2 separate regions of the Homo sapiens genome follow, and region 2 is linked to region 1. Evidence: read pairs that join two places in POLR2A ChIA-PET (ENCODE). Cell type or tissue: GM12878. All regions are shown on one strand. Links, peaks and the distances in the headings refer to the core of each region. The heading gives the core; the rest is flanking DNA.

Evidence for each region. Peaks named below come from ENCODE experiments on the same cell type or tissue, not always from the same donor. Only the 100,000 strongest peaks of a DNase experiment are listed, where the experiment ranks them.
Region 2: POLR2A ChIA-PET joins it to region 1 with 9 read pairs; 2 of 35 experiments call an interaction of 5 or more read pairs at or near these places.

What each region holds. Positions count from the first base shown.
Region 1 is chr15:70,122,814-70,128,610 of GRCh38, reverse strand. No RefSeq gene overlaps it. Among named protein-coding and RNA genes, the nearest start is that of TLE3, 28 kb to the right of the region's middle. RefSeq lists enhancers at 2,767-2,816, 2,827-3,006. In GM12878, for the core only: no CTCF peak of the experiment used is centred there; DNase peaks (open chromatin) are centred at 1,095 and 2,839.
Region 2 is chr15:70,060,186-70,065,982 of GRCh38, reverse strand. It overlaps TLE3 (TLE family member 3, transcriptional corepressor), which reads left to right. Exons shown (of 20, transcript NM_001105192.3): 8 at 1,513-1,529; 9 at 5,334-5,453. Among named protein-coding and RNA genes, the nearest start is that of MIR629, 16 kb to the left of the region's middle. In GM12878, for the core only: no CTCF peak of the experiment used is centred there; no DNase peak of the experiment used is centred there.

The sequences.
Region 1 (5,797 bases), core at 347-5,346:
AGAAGTATAGGATGACAGCACTAATGACCACCATAAATGGGGATTTTTTTTTTTGAGACAGGATCTCACTCTGTCACTCAGGGCAGAGTGCAGTGGTATGATCACAGCTCACTGCAGCCTCTGTCTCTTGGACTCAAGCAATCCTCCTGCCTCAGCCTCCAGAGCAGCTGGGACTGCAGACACACATCACCATGCCCAGCTAATTTTTTTTTATTTTTTAGGAGAGATGGGGTCTCTTTATGTTGCCCAGGCTGTTCTCAAACTCCTGGGCTCAAGTGATCCTCCCACTTGTGTCTCTCAAAGTGCTGGGATTACAGGTGTGAATCACCACACCCAGCCCACAAATGGGGATTTTTAAAATTGTCTAAGAATGATCTTCTAAGGGTTGTTGTGAGAGCTGAGTGTGATCACACTTGTAGAGAGCTTAGCACGATGCCTGGCACATGGTAAGTGCTGAGCCAATACTACATAGTAATAGGTGCTCCATATCTTCTACATGCTTATTGGCTCTCTCTCTCTCTCTGGATCACTATAAATTGTGGTGATCAGAGAAAGCTTTCAAAGAAAAGTTAACATTGAACAAAGTCTGGATGACGCTGCAATATCAGGAGATGACTCTCTGAAAGGAGGAAGGGCGTGAGCAAAGGCAGTGAGGTCAGACAGTAGGATGCACAGGGACAGCTCTGGGAGATGAGCTTCACTGGCATAGAGTTTTTCAGAATAGTCCAGCATTCAATAGATAAATCTCAAAGAATGAGAAAAGTGGTCTTTATTCTGAAGCTTGAGTTGGCAGAAACAATTCACAAATCAGGAAAATTCCTTTGATGTGCCCTGCATTTAATTCTTGGCTCAGAAAAATGCCTCTGGAAAATAAGGTTGGCATTAGATCATCTTAACCCTTGATCTAAAACCCAGATCCCAGCTGAGAAGCTAGGCCTCCTGACTCCAAGTCCAGAGGCCACTCCACAGCCCTAGGAAAATCCCCGTGCAGTGGCTGACCTGGTTTTTTCTCCTTGTTGCCAAAGGCTCCATTTCTGGGTGACCACAGTTGCCCCTGGGGATAAGTCTTCTCTCCTATTTGCATTGGTAACTGCTCAAAGTCCCACCAAGACCTTGGCAACGTGCCACCCACATCGTCTCACACTGGCCCAATTGTTTGTGGCAAATGCCTCCCTTTTGAACTCTAGACCTTCTGGAGGAAACGGTTTCAATAGGAATAACTCCCAGCTCTCCCCAGTCTTGCCATCTGGACGTCTGGAATGGATCTTCCAGGATACATGGCTCTTTTGAAGGAAACGAATTCAATTGGTAATTGTGTTCCCATTTAATATGCCTAAGGAGTGGTCCTGTACTCTTGCTAGTACATTTTTTTTCATTCAACAAACACTTATTGATCTCCTACTGCAAATTAGACACTGGGCTGGGTGTGGGGGTGGGGAGGTGGAGAGAGTGGACGCTTTTTACAAAATGCCTTTGACCCAATAGAATAAGAAACACAATAGAGATAGGCACCAAAATCTATGGGAGCCCAGCAAAAGGGACAGTAAATTGTACCTGGCAAGTCCAGAAGGCTCAGAAAGGAGACTGGGCCACCAGGCACTGAAGAGAATGACCCTGCAGAAATTTAGGGGGGTCCTACACTTATTCCAAAGAGGAGGCTCACAGTAGTCCTGGACAAGTTTAGGATGCACACAATGAAACATGAATCCACTGAACAGACATTTTAATATGGGACCTGCTGCTTCTCAGGCACAGAGCTGGATGACTGAGGTCTCCCGAAAGGAATGAGGCATAGCCCCTGCCCTCAAATTGCTTACTGTTTGGTTATGCAGGTTAAGGTCTGAGCACTGATTATTCTACCTCACAGCCCAACCGCAGCATTCACATTGCCTTAGAAACCCTACTAAAGTTCTTCCAAGTGGATATAGCAAAATATTCTCAGGAACCAGGGGGGCCCAGGGCAGGCTTGCTGGAGGAGGTGGCAGAACCGGGCTCTGGAGAGATGGAGTGGTGGAGAGCAGGGAGGCAGGGGCAGTGGCACACACAGGCAGGTGACCACAGAGCCAAGTCACAGGCACAGCCACACACACACGTGTCCCAACAGGAAGGAAGGTCTGTCTGAAATAACGGGGGCAAAGCTGGGGTGGTGGGGTGAAGAGATATGGTATGGGCCTGAGGTCACCAATGTCATCACCACCTTTTGCTTGGCCTTTTGTTTGGTTCTTTCTCTGGATCCCACCTTTCAGCAGGCTTTTTCTTCCGAATAGACCACTTCTATTAAGCAATGATCTGTGTGTTTTCCCACAGAATAACCAGTGTTGGCTCAGTTATTATTATTCTAGCCAAAAAGAAAAAGAACACTTTCTGAACATTTCACTCTGGAGCTCCAGACTCTTCCATGGCTCCCCGTTACCCTCAGAATAAAGCCCAGCATGTGAGGCCGTTGACCACCTAGCCCCTCAGCTCTCTGCTAGGCCTTGCTGAAGTACTTGTGATTCTCCAGACCTGCATATGTGCCCCTCTCCACATGGAAGCTTCTCTTCCCAACCTCAGTATCTTCTCTTCTCTCTGGGCTCAAACCTTAATGCTTCCTCCAGGCAGTGTTGCTGACCCACGGATACAGTCTCATTGCTGAGCTCTGATCACTCTGTGTGGTCATGGTTCATTTGCTTGTCTGTCTCCCTCAGGGGGCTGTAAACACCCGGCAGGTGGGGACTCGCATCCAACCTCCAGTGGCCAGCACTGTGGGATATAGAAAAACTCAATAAAGTTTGAGTAGTGAGCAAGTGAGCACATGAGTGAATGTGAAGTGTCATTTCTGGTTGACCGTGGAGTCACATCACAGAAGAAGGTAGCAGGCATTCACCAAGCTTCAGAAAGGCGTGGAAAGAACCTATAGATTACACATGAAACCATCCTCACAGCTGCCAGACCACAGATGCCTGGCACAGGCACTGGGGAGACAGTGGGGATTTTGCACATGGGAGGGACAAGCCTTTTCCAGCCATATCTCGTTAGATAATTTGCCCAAATCACACTTGTTGTGAGAAGCGGGGTTGAGATGCCCCAAGTCTCTTGGGCTTGGGGGCTCCTGCTCTCTGCAGTGCCCCAAGAGATGCTGGCTGCTGAGGGAAGGAGGAATCTCCCCAGGCAGAGGTTACCTTGTGCCCCTCTGGAGTTTGCCCACCCTGGGGCTCTACCCTAGAATGCTCCCCTAGCACCCTCTCCCCATGCCATCCCTTAACCAGCTAGCTCCTCCCACCCTTCAGCAAATACACCCTGCCTCAGGGATCTGTTCATATCTGGTTAGCCCTTATGCACCCCCTGTCCCAGTCAAGAGGGCTGGGCAGATGGTGGAAGCACCAGCCAGGTGGTACTCACTTCTCTCATGGGTGCTTTTCCCATCCTCTCTCTCTCTCTCTCTCAATATTTCTACCTTCTGGGCACAGACAGGAGGCAGGATCAGTATTTCTGATTCCTCATGAGATGAGGTCCTTCTGATCCCTCCCACGTTCTAAACCCCCATCCCTTACATTGTCACCACCAACAGCAAGTATTAATTGTGCACCTATGGTGTGCCAGCCACTGGGGACCCAGACACACCCCAAACTCAGTCCCTGCTTTTGACGGGTTTGAAGAGACAACATGAAGGATGAAACTGTCATTAAATAACTTGCACAGGAGTCCCAAGTAGGATGGGGGGCAAAGGGGTCCCTGGTACTGAAATTTAGAGGGTACCAAAATGTAAAAAATGACATTTATTATTTATTTATTATTTTATTGATTTTGAGATGGAGTCTCACTCTGTCACCCAGACTGAAGTACAGTAGTGCAATCTCGGCTCACTGCAACCTCTGCCTTCCGAGTTCAAGAGATTCTCATGCCTCAGCCTCCCAAGCAGCTGGTAGCTGGGATTATAGGTGTGTGCCATGACACCCAGCTAATTTTTGTGGGTTTCTTTTTTTTTTTTTTTTTTTTTTTTGTAGAGACAGAGTTTCACCATGTTGGCCAGGCTGGTCTCAAACTCCAGGCTAGTCTCGAATTCCTGACTTCAAGTGATCCTCCCGTCTCGGCCTCCCAAATTGCTGGGACTACAGGTGTGAGCCACCACACCTGGCTAGGAATGACTTTTAAACATTGAACACATTTCTCAGCCCTCCTTTTTAACTCCCATGCCAGTCTATGGAGAGGACTGGGTAGGTGACCAGTTGGCTGGAGGCAACCTCCCTCCCATTCCATGTGGCCATGGACCCAAGGGTGCAACTCGTGCTTGGTGTCCCAGGCACCTACATTGTTGGCTTTGGCTACCACTGAGCTCAACAGTGAGCTGCTTGGTGTGCATATACAGCTCATCACAGAACCAAACTCGATCATCCTGAGAGGCAGGGAGGATCTCCCTGCTTTAGCTTGAGTGTTTGTCCAAGTGAGTGGAGCAGCAGAGATTTGTTTCCAGGTCTGAGAGACCCTGAAGCCAGGGCTGTGGCATCCACTGTCTAGTTTTGACCCTCACAGTGGTCCAGCTGGGGAGGCTGAGCAGATGGACATATTCTCACCTGGCAACTCATCGATGGGGTTCTCCACTGTTAAAAATAGACAATATCACCATTTTCAGGGGATGTCAAAGGCTTGCAAAGACAGACATCCATCCCTCGTTGACCAGCCATGCAACATCATGGATAGTGGTTGCTTTGTGGGCAAAACCCCTGGCCTTGGGGCTAAGGATAAGGAGGGGCAAAGGAAGAAGGAGAGTCCCTATTTTCCTCTCCGTCCCCATCTTGCCTCTCCATACTTCTAATCCTCCCCCACTCCAACCCACCACTAGCCACACTCATTCATTCATTCATCCATTCACTCCTAGTGAGCACCACTCTGTGCCAGATACTTACCTAGCTCAATCCTCAACATCAAGGAGCACTTTGTTATTACCTCCATTCCACAGAAAAGAAAACGGAGGCTTAGAGGTTAATTATCATCCAAGGTCGTGCAATTAGCAGGGGATGGGATTCCAACTTAGGGTCCAATTGTGAAGTTCTTTGAGCCATATTCCCACAGGAGGGCTCCCATCTGCTCCTGCCCTCAGTTATTCAGCCGTCCTAACAGGAAAGGAGCCTGGGAGCTAGGTGAGCTAGGTGTCCGTTAGGAGAAGTTTCCAGAATGCAGGGCTCCTCTTTTTCCTCCTCAGGCTTTTGCCAGCCCCACATCCCTGAGGCAAGTCCCTCGGCCTCCCTTGGGTTCCCCTTTCCTGGACCAAGAACACTTACTGGAGCATGCCAGAGAGGACTAATTAACAGTCTGCAGAGGGCTTGGAAGGTGAAAAGCAGCCTTCAAGTGGCAGCCTATTATCCCTAAGCTTCACATATGAAATAATGAAATTCCAGGTTCCAAATGGAGAGGAAAAAGTCCTTAACAAGGTGATAAAGGGAGGCAGCTAAGGGCCAGGTAGAGGGGAGGGTGGTGAGTTCATTCTCACCTTTCCCATGCAGGCCCCAATAGGCCCTGGGCTAAAAGTGTGGGGTCTGGGTCAGCCGCTGCTCCAGGCAACAACCTGCATCCTGGAGGAAGGAGAGCCAGCTTCCCACAGGATCCAGAGGCAGGTGGTAAAGTTGGAAGGGGCAGTTCTAGGAAGGAGGAGCCCTGGGTTCTAGTCCCCACACTGTCACTGACCTGATTCCTGACCCTGGAGGGCTCCTGCCCTCTCTGGACTCTGTTGACCCAAGAATTGACCCACGGAGTTCCAGCCCCACCCCCAAATATGGATGTCCCTTGAGGATGGGGGCTTGGCTTCGCTCCCACTGTG
Region 2 (5,797 bases), core at 314-5,313, 63 kb after region 1:
GGGCAGGGGTGGGCATGGGCGCTCATAGGCCTCACAGTGAGTGGACCCAGCAAGTGCTGTCGTCCTAAGACCAGGAGTTACCAAGGATTTGGAGTCATCTGTTGATACCTGGTGCAGGGAAGCCAATGCCATCCGCATCCCATGCACCTTTTCCTACTCCTTGGTGTGGACCTGGTATTCTCTGTCCTGAAGACCCTGTCTGTTCATCTGGAGCTCGCTCCCATCTTCCTACAACACCCTTGCCTGTCCTTCAGGGGCCAGCCCCAGTCCAACCCTTCAGGATGCCTTCCTGGTCAGACTAGGGGCTTTTTCAAGTTCCTGTAAGAGTTTAAGAGTTGGGATGCCAAAGTTGAGTCCTTGTTACTGTCGTCTTACATCCTACCCCTGGAAAATGTCTTGTGCTCACCACGATCATTAGTTCCCTAGGACAGGTGCCAAGTTCTTGGGTGTTTTCCTTACATCTATGTCTCACCAATGCAGAAACCTGGGAAAGGTGCACAGTCAGTGCTCAGGTAAAGGTTTGTTAGCTGACTGCCTGTAAGTGGGGGTAGTGCACACCCCAGCAAGAGATCACATAGACTTGGAGTCAGAACTTGTTCTCTGACCCTCTCTGCAGCCCCTACCATGAGGACCCATGAAGCTGCACCGAGCTTGGCCTCAGGAGTGGTTCATTGGATCAGAAAAGAGAAAAGCCTGGCTCCCTGGGAGGCCCTTTTCAAAAATTGGTGCCAAATGCACTCTGCCCTTAGATACGGTATTTACTGGGGCACGTAGCCAACACCTTCTGAGCACTAGGGACCTGGAATGTCACCATCCTGCCTTGGCCCAGGCCACAGGGTGGTAGCCGGTCCAGGGAACTGGAGGCTACATTTTTTTGTCTTACAGTAGGATGGTCCTTTTGGCAGAGGAAGAGGGGCCTCTCCATAGCAGACAGGAGAACTGGGGAGCTAGTGCTTAGCTGGGCACAGTTTCAGAGGCTTCAGCTTTTAGGGGCATCCTGACAAAGAATCACAGAATGGTGTTAATTTCAAAAACAAAATTAAACCACTGTTAAATTCCTTTTTTTTTTTTTTTTTTTAACAATAAAGTTCTTAACTCCCAGGTCCTACTGGTATTTTATATGGCATGATCCTTCTCAAGCTTGTGATCTTAAGACCCCTAGCCTGCTAAAGAGTAAACTTGGTGCCCTCTGGCATGACAGGGAGAACTGGGTCAAAGGCCTACCCTCCCCACCCTGGGGACTGGGCCTCCCTTGCCCACCCTGGGGACTAGAGGGGTGGGGGCAGCATTGGAATTTGGGTGGCAAATTTCCAAACCGAGAAACGCCACCTAATGGCCCTGCCTTGGCTGATCCACGGAGACAGCAATCCAGGCCTTCTGCTCATTTTAAAACCAGTGCACTAGCAAATCACAAAAGCCAGCTGGACTTAGACTGACCTTTTTCCTTTCTTTTTTGTCTTTTTGTTTTGGGGTGCCTGACCTTCCTCCTGTCCTGGCCTTCTTTCCCCAAAGAGAGAGAATCCAGTGCGGTAAGTGTTGGCACTCTGGAACCCGGAGGGGTGTTTGGGTGCTGGGAGGAGGTGGGACTCGGGGCTCCCAGAATCGCGGGCCTGAGACCAGTCAGTCGGTATCCAAAGCTGGCTTCTGGGTTCCCGCTTCTGCTCTGTGGGTTGTAACTAGGGATTTTGTTGTTTGTTTACTCTTGCTGAGCTGGGAGCTTCAGTGCTGATGTCTTAGTCCAGAGCCAGTGGCAGGGTGAGGGGTAGCTACTGTCATAAAATGGGAGCTGCTGTCGTCACCTGTTGAGAGTGACCTTCAGTTGTGGAAGCCCTTCCTCTCTCCAGGCTTTAGGTCTGCCATTTGTCAAATGAAGAGCTTGGGCTAAATGAGCTCTAACTCCGTTTCATATGAGAGGTGATACTCTGAGAGGTCAGCTGACCAGCCCTGGATCTTCCATTGCGAGGGGCTTTGTGGAGTCTCTGGGCTAAACCCAGGGCTAAGGACCCAGGTGTCCCATGTTCAGGGCCAAGGTTTTTACCACCCCCCTGCTAGGATGCCTCCTGTATGATCTTGCATCCTCCTCATTCCCTTCAAACGCCTGCAGTTTCTCCCTGCTCTGGGCTTTCACTCGATTTAAGAAAGTGCTAGCAGGCGAGCATTAAGGCCAGGCCGCCTGCGTGTCTGCCAGCTCTGAGATTTGTTGTAAATCTTTCTGATCACACTGAGGCTCCGAGGTTCTGTTTCAAGTGAATAAGCCTTCTGAATAAGCGCAGTGGAGTCTGGATAAAAAAAATCCTCCAGCGATTAGCAAAGCTATTTTATTCCTCATCGCTGTCCTTGTATCTGGGGCCATCTAATCTGTTAGGATGGCTTTGGTTATTACCTCGTGTTAAGTAGGACTTGGAAGGTCAGGCAGTTAACTAACCATCTAGACAGCAGCTTCCTTGCGCAGCTCTCTCCAATCCAGCCCTCCTTCCCTTCCTGGCCCTCCCCCTACCCAGGCTGACTTTTTAAACCTCCCATTAGCAGTGAGGCTGGCGTCCGTGGCCTCTTGACCCGCCTACATGCTCAGAAATCCAGGACCACATTTGGGCTGAGGAATGGCTAGGTACCTAAGAGAGGAGTCATTGAAGCTGAAAATCCATGTTCACTGCCTCGGTACTGATCCTCTAACAGTGGCATTTTTTCGGAGAGGCAGTTTGCCTAGATAGGCGGAGGCCTGGATTGGACATTTTAAGGCTGAGGTCTGGTCCCAGCTTTATGAGGCCCTGTGTAGTTCTCTTGGCCTCTCTGAGCCTCAGTTTCCTTATCCATACCATGGGAATAATTCCTGCTTGACCAACCTCTCAGCTTTGTTTCGGAAGACCCTTTATAACCTGACTGAGGATCCAGATTACCTGGCTAGCAGGGACCCACTTCAGTGGAATTGGAGGGGGAGTGGGAAGCCCAGCACTCTCTAAAGAGCATGAGTCTTTACCTCATCCTCATCCCTATTGGCTTCTGGCTTTGTGCCCCATCTGTGAAAGTTTTCTGCTAAAAGACCCCCCCTGGGAACCCCCAAGAGCTGGGCTGTTTACCATGCTCGCTGAGGTCCATGCATGGCACACATGGGCCTCAGGAAACTCCAGTGGGAATGAATCAAGATGCTGGGCAGAGGCAGCAGTGGGCAGGGCCGAGGCTGTGCGCATGGCATGTGGCGTGGTGACGGTGTCAGCGGCGGTGTAGACTGAAATAATCAGGCTTTGGAAACCAGGTTGTCAACAGATGAGGCCTACGGCAGGAAGGACAGGGCTGTGTCAGAGTGGGAGGGGGGATGGGGGGACGGGCTGGAAGCTGTCCCAGAGGGGTTAGTCTGGAGTCCAATTAGTGGTAGCTTCATTCATATTTCCTTGCCTAGCCGAAGCAATAAAAAATACTTAGTTTTTTGGCCGCCTGCCAGCCAGAGGCGGGCTGGATCGATGCCGCTAAATGCCTGACATGACTCTCCGGTAGCGGCGAGGGTTTTCAGCCTGACTGCATGAGAAGAAAGAGCTCGCTGTTCTCCCGAGCCGAGCACCGGGTCGCGAGGAGAAACACGAGCAGCCGCACGCCCCCTCCCCTGCCCGCCCGCCTGCAAGGGGCAGCCAGTGCGAGGGGCTGGAAGCATTTCTGCTTAGCACAGGGTGGCCACCACCGTCAGAGGAAATGAAATGAAATGACGGTGATTTTTCTGCCGGCGATTGCAGCAGCTAATTGAATTGTGGCTGTGCGCGCATCGCCACCGCTCCTGCACGGCTGTGGGGAAGGTTGAGCTGCAGTTCCATTATAACCTCCATTTTTTCTTCAAGGCTTGATAACTCTGCCATTTTAATTTGCTTCGGGCAGAAACTTGGCCGGGTAGGGCTGCCCAGAACCCGGCTTAGGAAAGGAAATTAAGTTCTGAGGCTGGTTGCCGCACTATTCCCACCGAATACTGCCCAGCCCCGTTCCCTCCAAGTGGCCCTTGCCCCTGAGCCACGCTTGGCCTCTGGGAAAGTGGAGAAGAGAAGGGAAGCCTCATTCCACTTGCCTTCTGATGCTCTTCTCTTCTGAACAGATGTCCCTCTGGGTCTCCATATGACCTCCTGTGTTGCATGGGGACTGGGACCTGGGATGGCCTGTCCTTTTCTTCCAGCTCCATCATAGCTGGACCATGAGCTCCTGGAGGGCAGGGATTGTATCTCATTCATTCTGCCACTCCTGGCCTGCAGCACCAGGGCTGACCCAGGGCAGCTGCTCGGAAATTGGTGGGTGGGTGAAGGTAAAGTTTGGACTCTTAGAAAGGAGTAAACCTCACCAATATCATAGAGGGGCATTGGTCCTGATATTAGTCTCTGGGCACAGAGGTTTGCTGGCAGGTGCCCTTGCCAGTTGCACTTCCCTCCCTGCTCCCCAGCTCGGTGGTAACAGCCACATGGTGATTTCTGACCACTATCAACCCCTAGGACTACTCCGTCATCTTCCCTCTTCCCAGGCCTCCCATCCCAAAGGCTTCTCATCCTCATTTGCTTTATAGTTGAGGGAGAACTCACGAAATTTTGGGGTTCCCTTTGTGCCACCTTCTGCTAGGGGAGCTTGGGCACATTCACCAACCTCTTGGGGTCTCCACTTGGTGATGGCTACAGAGGCAGTGACTGTCCCTGCCCTTGCTCCTTTCCCTGTCTGTCAGAGGGAAAGGCTTCATGACGTGGCATTTTTGTTTTTTTTACAACCCTGGTGTTTCTCCAGAGTTGCTGACAGCCTCACCGTGGAGGCGGGGGTGTTCACACAGAACGCTTGGCTGCTCATCTCCACTGGGAAGTTGGTGGCTGCCTGACGCCCTCCTTCCCTATCAATCTCCCCATTCCTGTCGGGCTCAGCAAATGAAGTATTGCTCATGGCCCCTGCCTGTCAGCTCAGATCCATCTTACAAGACTCAGTGCAAATTCCACTTATCCCTCCTTTGAGCAAATGAGTGTGGCAAGCGCGAGATGGGTGGTGAATGAGACCCAGGTGACCCTCGCCCTCACAGAGCGTAGTCCCACAGGCCAGAAGGCAGACGGCTTACTGCAGGGTTAATTATTTAATAGCAGTGCAGAGCTGCAAAAGAGAATTGGGGATGCGCCCAGGGCATCTCCCCGGGGACTCAGTCTCAGGGGAGTGGGGAAGGCTTCCCTGGCAAGGCTCTGATGGAGCCACGATCTGCAGGGCAGAGAGGAGTTCAGCTTCTCTTCCCTCCCCTGACCTCCGTGTCACCTGCACTTAGCTGTGTGCGGATGTGTGAATTGTTACACGCAGCAGAAAGTTTTAACCCCGAACCCTCTTTTTCCTTCCAGAATAACTCTGTGTCACCCTCGGAAAGCCTCCGGGCCAGTGAGAAGCACCGGGGCTCTGCGGACTACAGCATGGAAGCCAAGAAGCGGAAGGCGGAGGAGAAGGACAGCTTGAGCCGATACGTACGTCCAAGGCGCCATGGCACCACTGGGGTTTCTGTTGGGTAGGGCAGGGGGTGTCTGCAGGGCCCAAGCTGTGGCCAGGGTCTTCTTGTGGTTGGCAGTGAGTCAGAGAAGCACAGGTTGGCGATAGGGGACCCTATTGAGGAGAGCAGGGTGGGAACAGGGCTAGGGTGAAGTTCACACACGCTATGAGCATGCGAGCCACTGTGGGGCGGAGGTGGATGGGGAGGTCGTCCTAGCCTCCATGGGGTCTCTTCCCACAGACAGGCCAACAACCCCATGCTGCTGTCATGGTGCTGCCGGAATCCCACTTGGCTCTAAGGGGCTGCTCCCAGTGACCCCCA